2 separate regions of the Homo sapiens genome follow, and region 1 is linked to region 2. The links are chromatin contacts, found by Hi-C or POLR2A ChIA-PET in ENCODE. All regions are on one chromosome and are shown on one strand. Each heading gives the region's core, a stretch centred on a gene start or an enhancer-like site at or near the end of the contact. The rest is flanking DNA. Distances are from core to core; before and after follow the strand shown.

The links. A loop is a pair of places that touch in the nucleus more often than their neighbours do. ChIA-PET counts read pairs that join two places held with the same protein, here RNA polymerase II (POLR2A). Pooled maps may share reads with other maps.
Region 1: a loop to region 2 is called in a map with no recorded cell type, with 7 times the contacts of the local background. The contact joins two enhancer-like sites. A Hi-C loop is called at or near these places in 2 of 168 maps with a recorded cell type or tissue (PC-3 and chondrocyte), 7 of 37 single-sample maps with no recorded cell type and 5 of 50 pooled maps. POLR2A ChIA-PET finds 5 or more read pairs at or near these places in 5 of 52 experiments (AG04449, AG04450, K562 and 2 more).

The regions. Positions count from the first base shown.
Region 1 is chr12:27,897,577-27,903,979 of GRCh38, reverse strand. No RefSeq gene overlaps it. Among named protein-coding and RNA genes, the nearest start is that of PTHLH, 72 kb to the left of the region's middle. RefSeq lists an enhancer at 2,656-2,705. Within about 2 kb of position 4,524, at least 3 of the 41 ENCODE cell types and tissues checked have a DNase peak (open chromatin) inside an H3K27ac peak, as active enhancers do.
Region 2 is chr12:27,859,531-27,866,091 of GRCh38, reverse strand. No RefSeq gene overlaps it. Among named protein-coding and RNA genes, the nearest start is that of MANSC4, 83 kb to the right of the region's middle. Within about 2 kb of position 4,136, at least 5 of the 41 ENCODE cell types and tissues checked have a DNase peak (open chromatin) inside an H3K27ac peak, as active enhancers do.

The DNA of each region.
Region 1 (6,403 bases), core at 3,275-5,774, 38 kb before region 2:
GAGAGACTGATTTTGAGTAATAATAAAACTCCCATCTCCCACACAGCCAGCTCTGCATGAGTTACTCTTTTTCCACTGCAATTCCCCTGTCTTGGTAAATCAGCTCTGTCTAGGCAGCAGGCAAAGTGAACCCATGGGGCAGTTACAAATTTTACAAACACATCACAGTAGTTTTACCACCCCTTCCTGTCTCCCTTTTCCCCCAGCCATCCATACCTATGAACAAGCCACTTTCTCAGGTGTATCAAGGTAGAACAGGTAAAGAAATATTGCCTTAGAGGTTAAGAAGCCGCCGAAAAATTCTAAGATACTTGCAAGCATGAGTGTGTCTTCAAGTAGGGTTGGATACATGGCCAGATTTGTATTTTAGAAAACATCTCTGCTCGTTAGGGAGGGAGAAAGTAGATTGGTGCTCTTGACTAAATGTTTGTGTCTTAAAACTAATATGTTGATATCCTAACCTCCGAAGTCATGGTATTGAGAGGTACAGCTTTTGAGAGGTGATTAAGTCATGAGGGTGAAGCCCTCATTAATGGGATTAGTGCTCTTACAAAAAATAATAATAAACCACAAAGAACTCCTTTGTCCCTTCTGTCACATGAGGACATAGCAAAAAGATGAAAAGACAGCCATCTATGAACCAAGAAGTAAGCCCTCACCAGATAACAAATCTGCTGGCATCTGTATCACAGATTTGCAGCCTCTAGAACTGTGAAAAAATTAATTTCTGTTGTTTATAAGCTACCGAGTATATGGCACTTTGTTACAGCAGCCCCAAAGGACTACAACATTCCGTGCGTTAAGACGCTAGTGCAATAATTACCCCAAATGAGAGATGATGAGGCCTGTATTAAGGTGGTGGCTGTAGGGATGAAAAAGAGGGCCAAATTGCCCAGACATTTCCAAGGTGATATTAAATCTAAGAGTAAGAAAAAGGAGATAAGGAAGATCCTGAGGCTCTAGCTTGGGCAGGAGGAACTCTGTTCTGGGTTCTCCTTGGGGTCCTCTCAGTCAGTGCTGCTGCCCCACCTCCTGAACCCAAGAATCCCCGACTCCTCCTGTAACACTCCGGCCAAAAGAGATAGCCAGCTTCTGAATTTCCCCTGCATACCAATACTTAAAAGTTTTGAAATTCTTTCTAAAATGACTTTTGCCAGACAGTTTGCAGCTCATCCACAAAAATCTATATCGGCAATATTCACTTGGATGCCCCTGGCTAAATCACCTTACCAGTGACTTTGAGACACTGTAGATCTCTTAAACCACATATGTAGAGATTTAAATAACCATCTTACAACATGAAAGAGAGATCTGATGTACAATTTTGTGCCTAGTAAGTCAGTCAAATTATTACTGGCTCTAATTATCACCCCCATAGCTGCTAAATTCTTTACCTGCAGCAGAGTAGAACTCCAGAGGTGAGAAATTCTTTCCTCCCTTTGAAAATGCCAAGGAAAAAACCCAAAGGAGTGACTTCCAATACGAACCTTAGAAATCAAATCAAACCTACACTGTACACAAAGACAGGACAGGCAGAGGGAAAAGCACAGCAAACGTGGAAAATAACTTGGAAAAGATTAATCTTTTAACTCTGTGAATGCTTTAATAGGAACTAAAGCTTTACCTACATGGGACAAATGACCCTAATTCTCCCTCCTAGTGTGTTTGTATTTCTATAAGAAGTTCAATTTTTTTTCTATTTTGTGAGAATTTACAGCATCTGTCTAGAATCCAGGCAGAGAATAATATAATAGATGATCAAAGTGTGAAAACTGACACCCTGGAGAATTCTCTGTGGGGGAAAGTGATGATGTCGTAGGTTGTGTGGGAACAAATTTCCCTTGGCTGCTGTGCCTACCATCACGACAGACATAAAGCAGAATCCCCACGTGGACTACCAAAGCCATCTGAGCCACATGAGATGCAGGTCAGCATGTGTCAACTTCATAACTGGGTTTAAAATTAGGTTTACAGTTAGGTAATTTCTTCTTCTAACTTTTGCAGTAGGAGAATAAGCCCTTAAATCCACTGATATGCCATGTAACTAAATTTATCCTAATGATCCAGGGTTTCTTTTATACTTATGTTCCAGGGATTCAAATCCAGAACTGTAATAATTAACCAAAGTAATTGTATATTCTTACTTCCATATCTCAAGACTGAATAGAAATAGAACTGAGTTCATGATGTTGAGATATAGATGTAACAAAGCATGATGGACATTCTGTCCTGGCTGCATGTTAATGACAGCGATGGAGAACTGCAACCCACTTAAAGAGACACAAAAGAGAGCTGGGACATGGGTTAAGAAGTCATAGAACCTGATTCCACCTTTTACTCCCTACATGGCCTTGGGGAAGTTACCAAAGCCTTCAAAAGTTCACTTTCTTCATTTGTCACAGTTAAGGTACCAGAATTTACTTTATGTGGGTTTGAGAGAGAATAAAATCCAATAATCCATGTGAAAGCCGTAGTTTCTGGGCTGTGGTCTGTGCCCAGGATTACTTACCATGACTGTATCGGTCAGGGTGCTGGCAGGAAACAGAAGGTCAATTTGAGGAAGTTCTAATCAAGGGACTTTTTACCAAGGCAATAGAGCAGGGTGTAGGGAACGCTTGGTGGATAGTGCAGAACCCTGGGGCTCGTAATGACCACCCTGTTATAACCCCTCAGCCTGGAGGAAGCTAAAGAGGGAAGACTGGGCGGAAAAGGCTGTTTAACAGGACCTACAATTCCTCCCAAGAAAGATACCTGACAACAAACACCCCAACCTCACTCTCCCCTTTCCTTCCAGTCTCCTCCGGGTGCATTTTATTAGCCAACACAGTTGAAGACCAGAGAATACAAAAGCTCTTCCTCATAGTCTATGTAGTTCAGCCTCTTGGGCTTCAGACCAGTGTGAAGAAGGGTGGAAGAGCATATAGAAGATATTAGCACGATACAGATTTTTGAGGCTATAATGTTAAATAACCAAGCTCAGTCATTTACTGAGTGCCTAAGATAGTGTCCAGCACAGGATGTGTACTCAAGGAATGTATTTTTATTTTTAGCTATTTTTTATTTTGTTATTTTATTTTAGATTCAGGGGCTACAAGGTGCTGGTTTGTTACATGGAGATATTGTCTTATGGTGACGTTTGGGCTTCTGGTGAACCCATCACCCAAATAGTGAATATTGTACCCAACAGGTAATTTTCTAACCCTCACCTCCCTCCCATCTTTCCCTTTTTGGGGGGCCCCAGTATCTATTTTTTCCATCTTTATGACCATTTGTACCATTGTTTAGCTCCCACCTACAGGTGAGAATATGTAATATTTGATTTTCTGTTTCTCAGTTAGTTCACTTAGGTTCAATGGCCTCAGCTCCATCCATGTTGCTGCAAAGGATGTGATTTCACTCTTTTTTTATGGCTGATAGTATTGCATGGTGTATACATACCACATTTTCTTTATCCAGTCCACCACTGATGAACACTTAGGTTGATTCTTTGACTTTGCTATGGTGAATAGTGCTGCAATAAACATACGAATGCAGGTGTCTTTTTTTCTCTGAGAAATATGGGATTATGGGCCCGGCACGGTGGCTCATGCCTGTAATCCCAGCACTTTGGGAGGCCGAGGCAGGCGGATCACAAAGTCAGGAGATCAAGACCATCCTGGCTAACACGGTAAAACCCCTTCTCTACTAAAAAAAAAAATACAAAAAATTAGCCAGGCGCGGTGGTGGGCGCCTGTAGTCCCAGCTACTCGGGAGGCTGAGGCAGGAGAATGGTGCGAACCCGGGAGGCGGAACTTGCAGTGAGCCGACATCGCGCCACTGCACTCTAGCCTGGGTGACAGAGCGAGACTCTGTCTCAAAAAAAAAAAAAAAAAAAAAAAAATATATATATATATATATGGGATTATGTAAATGCAGGTATCTTTTGGTAAAACAATTTCTTTTCCTTTGGGCAGATACCTAGTAGTGGGATTGCTGGGCGAATGGCAGTTCTATTTTTAATTCTTTGGGTAATCTCCTTAGTGTTTTTCTCAGGGGTTGAACTACTTCACATTCCCACCAACAGTATATAAACGTTCCCTTTTCTCTGAATCTTCACCAACATCAGTTATTTTTTGACTTTTTAATAATAGCCATTCTGACTGGTGTGAGATGGTATCTCACTGTAGTTTTAATTTGCAAAAAAAATATTTTTAATGGATATATAAATTACCTTATTAGTCAGATTCCAGTTCCTTTATGGATATTCTGCCTTTTCCAGAATACGTATGACAAGTAAATCATTCATGGGGTCAAGCCATCGTAGGGTATGTAGAATCAGGAAGCAAAGTATTTTCAGACGGGGCTGTACAGAGAGGCAGAGGATGAATTCCTCCCCTGCCCCAACACACACACACACACACACACACACACAGCTGACAGTGTTGACAAAGCCTGGGTTATGTTTTCAGGCTCTCGAGCCATAACATGCATAGATGAAGAGTCATCATGGTTACAACATCTGAGCAAGCGACTGAAAATCCAAGCCTACGCACTCAGCTCACATTTTCCTTTGTGAGAACATGAAGGGAGAAGTTGCTGCTGACTTCAGAGTCAATGCTGACAGACGATTTCACATGAAAAAACAACACCCATGTAATACTATAGCTCAGTTTGGGGGCTGCTGGAGTTGACACATCATTCAAGGGATAAACAAGTCTGCTAGCTGTCATACCATTTGGCACAGCGAGGGACTTGAGCCAGTTAAAAACAAAGCCCTGCACAAAGAGGCCTAGGCTTACTTGGAGATTTATTTGAATTCTACATGTACATTAGTCCATGATTTAAATCGTTTTGTAAAGTTGTGTCATAGAATGCAACTTTGGGAACAGGGAGAGGATGGAGATGAATATGAAGCATGCTACAAATGATTTTACAAATAGACCATCCTGGTAATGTGTAGCACAAACCGCTGGAATTCAGGGGTGGGGAATTGTCCCTGTCACTTTAACCAACTGCTCATATCACCAAAGCTATCCAAAAATCTGCATGGGAAGAACTCTTGCTAAATTTTAGGAGGAGAAAAATTGAAATGGAAAAGAAAACTTTAGATGTTATCATCTATGAATCATGCACCATAATCAATCAATATAATCTCTGCAAGCAAATGGCTACTAAGGAAGGAATCATATTTTCGAATGTCCTCAACCTCTATGCTTTAATGATAACCAAAAAATTTTCAACATTGTGCTATTTAACAGCATAACGACTATTGGATTTGGATTGTTAAGGCTCTCTTGTTCTAATATTTTTTAATCTATCGCCTGGATCTCTTGTGACTGCATACTCTTTGAAAGGAGGAGGAGGAAAACAAATACTTTCAATATTTGCCTTCATAGTCTCCCTTTACTGGTCACCTTCACATTCATCTAAAGTACTTCCTCAGAAAACTCCTAAAAGAAAAATAACAATTTCCCACTAATATTACAAAAAAAAGATACTTTTTGTAAGTAAATTTTCAATTTTAGAAGAGTTTTAGGTTTACAGAAAAGCTGCTCAGAGAGTACAGTGGGTTCCCTTCTACCCTGGAGCCAGTTTCCTTGTGTTAAGCTCATATGGGTGACACATTTACAACTGATGAACCAATGTTGATGCATTATTATTAACTGAAATCCAAACTTTATTTGGATTTCAAGACTTACTCTATTAAAAGAACTTTGCCCACTGGAAACAGAGCACTGTAACTCTGGGGAGGTGGGGGAATAAATATTTACCTTAACGGGTATGGATTTTGACCTCAACTGCTCATTTTATCTGACCATAGCATTTTTCTACCAATTCAAAACATCACAGGGACAGTAGACCAAAGGACAGAGCACCAGTCTGGAGAAACGTGTTCATGGAGAAGTATGTCTCAGCCTTAATCCTGTTCTGCCTTAGAAAAACGACTCAACTTTTCTTTGATCCTAAGTTCTATTTCCTACAAAATAAAGAAATCAAATTATTAATAGGTGATTTCTGAAACTCTTTACAGCTTGAAATTCTATGATTCTAGAATATCTGAAAACATCTTAATGTTTATGTGGCAAAGGTTTAAATATAAGGTTAGAAGATTGTAATTCTGGCTTTTTTTTTTTTTTTTTTTGAGTCTCACTCTGTCACCAGGCTGGAGTGCAGTGGTGCAACCTCGACTCACTTCAATCTCTGCCTCCCAGGTTCAAGCGATTCTTCTGCCTCAGCCTCCCCAGGTAGCTGGGATAACAGGCACGCACCACCACACCTGGCTAATTATTTTGTATTTTAATAAAGACAAGGTTTCACCATGTTGGCCAGGATGGTCTCGATCACCTGACGGCTTGCTCCGCCCGCCTCGGCCTCCCAAAGAGCTGGGATTACAGCCGGGGGGGTTCTCAATATTCAAATTTGC
Region 2 (6,561 bases), core at 2,887-5,386:
CCTTCCAGTTCAGGAAACCATCTCCCGGTTGGTTTCAGAGAAGGAGATAGAGGAAGAGAGCCTCAGTTTCACTTAAATGCGAAACTATTCCCCTATCAAATCCTCTGGGACTAAACAGAAAGTGTGTTAAGATAGATCAGATATTCAGACTGAGCACAGATACAGTGAATCAAAACCTTCTTCCCTGTTTGCACTTTATTTAATAAATATGAAAAATAAATGCAACTCACACTTTCTGAAGTTATGAAGAAATAATGAAAATGATTCCATGTGTTTGGGCACATAATGATAGCCACACGCCAAGGCTCACAAAAGCCATTTTCCAGCAAAAGTACACTGTGAATTTTAACTTTCCTCCTAGAAGATAGAACCGCCACACACACAAGCACCAAACATATGCACACATACAGACACACATACACACCATTCCAATTCCACAATACCAACCACAGAAAATGGTGGTATTGCAAAACCACCCAACTCTGCAAGCCACACCCAATCAGTCATCAACTTCTGGTGATTATATCTGCTAAATATTTCTCGTATCTGTATTTTTCTCCCCATTTCTACCATCTTTGGGTAGTTCAAGGATTATTAAACTCTTTCTGTAAAGGGCCAGATAATAAATATTTGAGGCCTTGTGGGCCAGAGCTTTGCTGCAACTGCTCAACTATGCCATAGCTGTGCAAGAGCATCTATAGACAATGAGCAAACAAACAGGCAGCAACTGTGCCCTATTTGATGTTTTATCCCCAGACCTTGGCCCAGACAGCATATGTAGGAGGTGCTCCATGAAAATTGACCTAAACTGTGAACAATTGTTACCTAGTGGTGATTAGTGAAGACTTTATATACCTTTATATCATTTAGAGGTATTTTTCATGAGCAAATTTCTTTTTTAATCAGAAAAAATAGATCTACATTAATGTTTAAATTAACATAGAAATAAATTAAGGTAAAATATGCATTTTAAGGCACAGAACTGGATTCGTATTAAAGGTACTGGTAGACAAAATAAGTTGAAATTAATAACCTATCTATATCAGACAGAAAGAAGTGCTACAAATATGAAAACATCTAGTAAATGCAATCATGAAGCAACAACTTCCTGTATCCTACCTTCAAGTTATCTTCAATCACTGTAAGTTAGATCAACGGGTATTTAGGTTTTCACTTGATATGCCCAGAATCTTGAGTAGAGTTCCTACTTAGTAACTTACAGAAAAAGCTCTATAAACATCAAATAATGACAAATCAAAAAAAGTCAAACTCATAGAAGCAGAGATTGTAATGATAGTTGCTAGAGGCAGGAGGTAGGAAAAACAGGAAGGTATTAGTCAAAGGGTATGAAGTTTCAGTTACACAAGATGAATAAGTCCTAGAGATCTACTGGACAGCGTAGTACCTATAGTTTGCTATACTGTATTGCATGCTTAAAAATTTGCTAAGAGTATAGATCTGAATAAATAAGAGAGTGGGAGGAAACTTTGGAGGTGATCGGCTTTTATGACATAGATTGTGGTAATGGTGTCCTGGTGGTGGTATGTGCTTATCTTCACCCTCAAACTGTGTACATTAATTATGCACAGCTCTTTGCATTTTAAAAAAATAAAGAATTCTAACCACCCAACAAAAAAAATCCAATGAAATGAAGTAAAATAAAATTGAAGTGTTTGCCCTCCAGGGCAAAAGCTATTATTGAATAGTTTACCTTCAGGACACTAATACTGCTACTCCTTCCAAATAACCCAGGATTATCCCTTACAGTCTGTCCACACTGGTAGGAAAATAGAAGTACTTATTCTGGAAGCTTGATTGTACTCCCACCAAATCATTTGTATACAATGAGATGTTTTTATTCCAGTAGGATGAGCCACTTTCTAACTCTATTTCTCTTCTTTCCCTGGTTCTTTTGATCCTGCTCATTGTTTTCATCTTCTCATTATTCTTAGTTAATTGATTTTCCAATCTGTTTTTCCTAGAAACACATTTAAGAGGCGTTTACACCAATTCGGAGCATTTAATGGTTCCCTCCCAGACCACACCCAAAACCACTACCACCCCATAAAATGTTGCTTCCATTACCTTCTCACCATTCAGGCTATTTCTCAGCTTTGTCACTTATTCTGTTTTGGTCTTTCACTCTAGGCGAATCTCTGTTTTTCATCTCGTTCACATGTACATAGATTTTCCCCTGACTTCTTGGCCTCTTCAAATGGACAACTCACTAAGAAGTCGGCCTCGCCTTTGTCTCCTTCCTAAGATGCTGCTTCTTGGATTAACCCCCTTGATTCCACACACAACAACCTATGGTCAAGAAATATCCTGGGCTTAGGCCAGAGTTCTCAGTAGGAACCCATTTTGCCCCACAGGAACCTTGATTCCCTCTGGTCTAAGAGAAATGATAAGATCATTTGGAGAAATCAGTCTTCTAAGATGTTACTAAATTATGTCATCTGGGTTCAAATATATCCTCAGAGAGCATGTTTATCACTGAATGACTACTGTAACTCAAAACACTCAGAACTCAGGATTTAGTCCAGCTGCAGTGGCTCTCACCTGTAATCCCAGCACTTTGGGAGGCTGAGGAAGAAGAAACACTTCAGGCCAGGGGTTCGAGGCCAGCCTGAGCAAAATACTGGGACTCCACCTCTATAAAAAACAATATTTAAAAAATCAACACTCAGGATTTTAACTTGATAAAAGATCTCACGTACTTTTAGGATTTAAGTGAATAAAAAACAAGGAAGAGAATTCAGTGCCTCTCAAGCCCAATTCAGAGGGACCTATCTCATTCCAGGTTCAACTTGGGAATTGGATTTTGATTGGGGTTAGGCCTGTGTGTTTGATCTTTTTTAAAGAAATCAAACTGGCCTTGGAACGTAGCAGAGATTGAGTTTTTTTCTCTTAGGAAGACCCATGAATCCTTCCAATCATTTTGTAATCCAACATGTAAGTTGGTTAGTATTTATTGAGTACGTGTTTGTTACGTGTTATCGTTCCAGATTGTTCCACTATCATGCCTGATAAACACAACATAGTAAGAAGCTGGGCCAGACTGGACAAACTTTACCCCCCAGTGATGCAATCCATGAGCTAGGGAGAGGACAGGAGGAACTCAAAGACAAAACTTCAATGTGCTCTTGGATAATAAAAGCACCTAAGAAGGCCTCTCGGGGAGATGCTCAAATCCTCATGAGCTGTCCTGGTCTAAATTGCCTTTGCCAGCTCCCTCAGCCCCAACCCTTCCATCTGTCTGAGCTGGAGGTGGTCTTGGATTCTGCTCTACAAGGAGCTGTAGGGAAAATAAAATAGAGATGGTTAACAACACTTGAATGTTCAACACACAACCCCTTTTTAAGAAATAGTTCAAAATCCGGGGCCTTCCAGCTGGGCTGAGTACAGCTGTTGTACCCTGAGTCCATGCCATCCCTTTGAAACAAAAAACAAAGCAGCAGTAATAAAAATAAAATTTGTACTTAAAAAAAATGTTGGTCCCTTCCCACTCATGTTTATGTATAAACCAAACACCAGCAAAACAAACTGGTGGTTAAACTGGCATTTTAGTTATGAGCCATTGCATTAACTAAACAAGCTATGGGACACCCACAGGCATCTCTTATTTTTATGGTGCCGCATGGCAGAAAGGCCCAGGTAGGTGTCCAGGTACCCTACGGCTCACAGAGAGGCCTGGACCTTCACTATGTCCACAGAAATTCATCTTCGTAAAAATCATAAGAAAATTTAGAAGCTTCAGGAGGAGAAACCCCTCCTAAGCTCAGCTTCCTAACTTTTTTGGAGAGAAAAAGAAACTCCAAAACATGACTTTATGACAAGATTGAAGCTATTTTAAACTGCTGGTTCCCACTCTGATCACCTAACTCAGTTAATTCTCTCTCTTACAAGAGATATGAATGGATCGATGCCTATCTGAAAACCTGTTCTTTCTCAAGCTGCCTTTGTTTTTGCAGGCTGCTGGATGAGGGGATTTCCTAACTGACTTAGGAAAATGTAGCTCAAACTGATGAAACCATGTTCTACTTATTATTAGACCCAGAGTGCTAGAGAGAAAGTGTGACAACCAACAGCTGTCCACAGCTGGCCTTTGAAAAACAGCTTCTTGAAATTAAATGCAGCAGCTGCAAGCGCCTGGCCAGCAGCATTCTGGGAAGTCACCTGTGTCAAGGCAGAGACAAGAAGAGCCGAAAAGATGAGTGCTCAGGGGAAGTGAATCGTGGTTTTGACTGGCGTAACCAGTCCCATTTGGGTTAAGAAGTCAATGGAAAAATGATCCTTCCTCAGTTACTTTTATTTTGTTTTTGTTAAAATTTCTTTTGGAAAAATTAAACATCTGGACCTCTTTATGGAAATTGTTGTTATGGTCTCCGGAAAAAAAAATACTTTTTTTTTTTTTTCACAGAGTTTGAATCAATTTGGCCAGGGAAGGCCTGGGGACATAGAAAGCCCCAACACAGGATGATTGCTTCTCTAGCCTTCAAAGATTCTGAAAATAAACCTTCTGCGGAGTACATTCTGGGTCATTGGACTAACAAAGCAATTGTTCCAGTCTTGAGAGGCAAGATTTAACAGTTGTCTCTAACAGGAAGGCTCGGTTGTACCCAGCAAAGATACGAGCCCCTCTTCCCTAGACAGGAAAATTCCCTCTTTGGTTTGAAGTTGGTTGTTTGTGTTGCTAAGTTGCTGGCATAATATTTTTTTTCCTGCAGTTGATGTTTCATATTTGAGAATGGGAGAAGAAAACAATATATTTGTGCATTTTTCAATCAATATCTTTCTTTAGTGAAGTACATTTGGTAAAGGAGATGTCTTTAGGGAGGATTTTGTAACCTCTCACTACCATTATTGTTGGGAAAAGGTTGTGGGAGGAAGTGGCTTTTTTTTACCCTCTATGTGTGCTATACTCTTTCATCCTGAGTTCTGAGTTTAAGGAAAAGGAGACACCTTTTTAAACCCTTCTAATGGGAAGTGCAGCATCTTCTTTAATCCAGGCAGATGTTCTTGATTCCTACCAGATCTGAAGTCCCCACCACTCTTGCAGGCTGATTTTGGAGCTCATTTTGTGAACTGAGGTCATCATTCCTCAACCCTGACCTACAGGGAAGCTGTCATAAGGAAGATCCGTGAAGACAGGAGATGTGTTCCTGCTTCTTCATTCTCCCACTCCAGTGCTTTATGCACAGTAAATACTCAATAAAGCTTAATCTAAAACACACAAGTTTAACTCACTTTGGGTAATCACATGCACAGAACTTTTTCCATGGAATCTTATCATTTCATTTTTGTTTTTTCAACTCATCCCTGAAACAAATGGCTGGAACTCCAAACACGTGTATTTTTCCTCTCGAAAGTTCCCCATCAGTCAATTTGAAATCATATAGATTTACAAAAGGCTTAATACCATCTATGAATGAAAGTTCTTATTTGCCTATGATCTTTCTATTCAGTTTCATTTTTTAAAATGTTCTGTTTGTAAGTGTATCCTATTGAAATGCCAATATTCCTGGGGAAAATGTCATGTTAATAGTATCAATAGTCACCCTGGAAGTGGAGATTGGTTGAAAGATGGTTAAGAGCAAGTCACTATGGGAAGGAACACAGTGGGGGTAACAACAGAAATGGAACAGCAGGGAGGGGCCCCAGTGCAAGGGAACAGGGAGAAGGCCACTTGAAGGGGAAACAGGATGGTTTCTAAATCCCAGTTTCATATCATTTACACTTTACATAATTGACAGCTGTGCTAGAAGTCAGTCCTGCTCTTACCCACAGGGGATACATAAGGAACACTTTGAACTCCTCAGAAGGAAAGATTTTTAGTAAATACAAAATATGATTATCATTACATCTGCTTCCTAGAATAGAAGAGGGACTTTCTATCCAGGTGTCTGTTATCCCTTGGTGTCTCTTGAGTTAAGGGGACTCACTTATAATTCCATGTTTGTTTTGAGAGATTATAGAAGGGTAGCATTGAGAGAAGACGGCAGAAGGTAAAACAAAGAATATGGCAGCAGACGCAGAAGGATATAAGCAGTTTATACATTTCAAATCGTTCACCCTCAAGAGACTGGGGAGAACAAGAAGGCTGTCTTAGTTCAGATTCTTCCGGAAGCAGATCCTGAGACAGGGATTTAAGTATAAGTTGTTTACTGGGGAGGTGATTCCAAGAAGTACCACTGGGGGAATGGGAAGACAACAGGAAGCCCAGAAAGCCACAATAGTTTATCACTGTGAGCAACCGACAGTCAATCCTGCTGAGTAACTCTGGAGAGGGTAGAATAGGCCTCCAAGTCATTCCACATGAGGAAGGATATCCATCCTCCAGTGCTCACCCTGCCTGCCCAAGGGCTGCTCCCACAGACATTCACTCCCTGACATTTCTGGCCTGCCCTACTTGTGGAACGAGAGGCAGAGAGTCACAGGTGCTTGAAGGAGGTGCATAGTGGAACAGTGAATGTTGTTGAGATGTGGCAAGAGGTAGGGGGTGTATGAAAATCCAGAGCCAATTGGATTGACCACAGAGGTCATGAGAAGGCCATGTAGGCA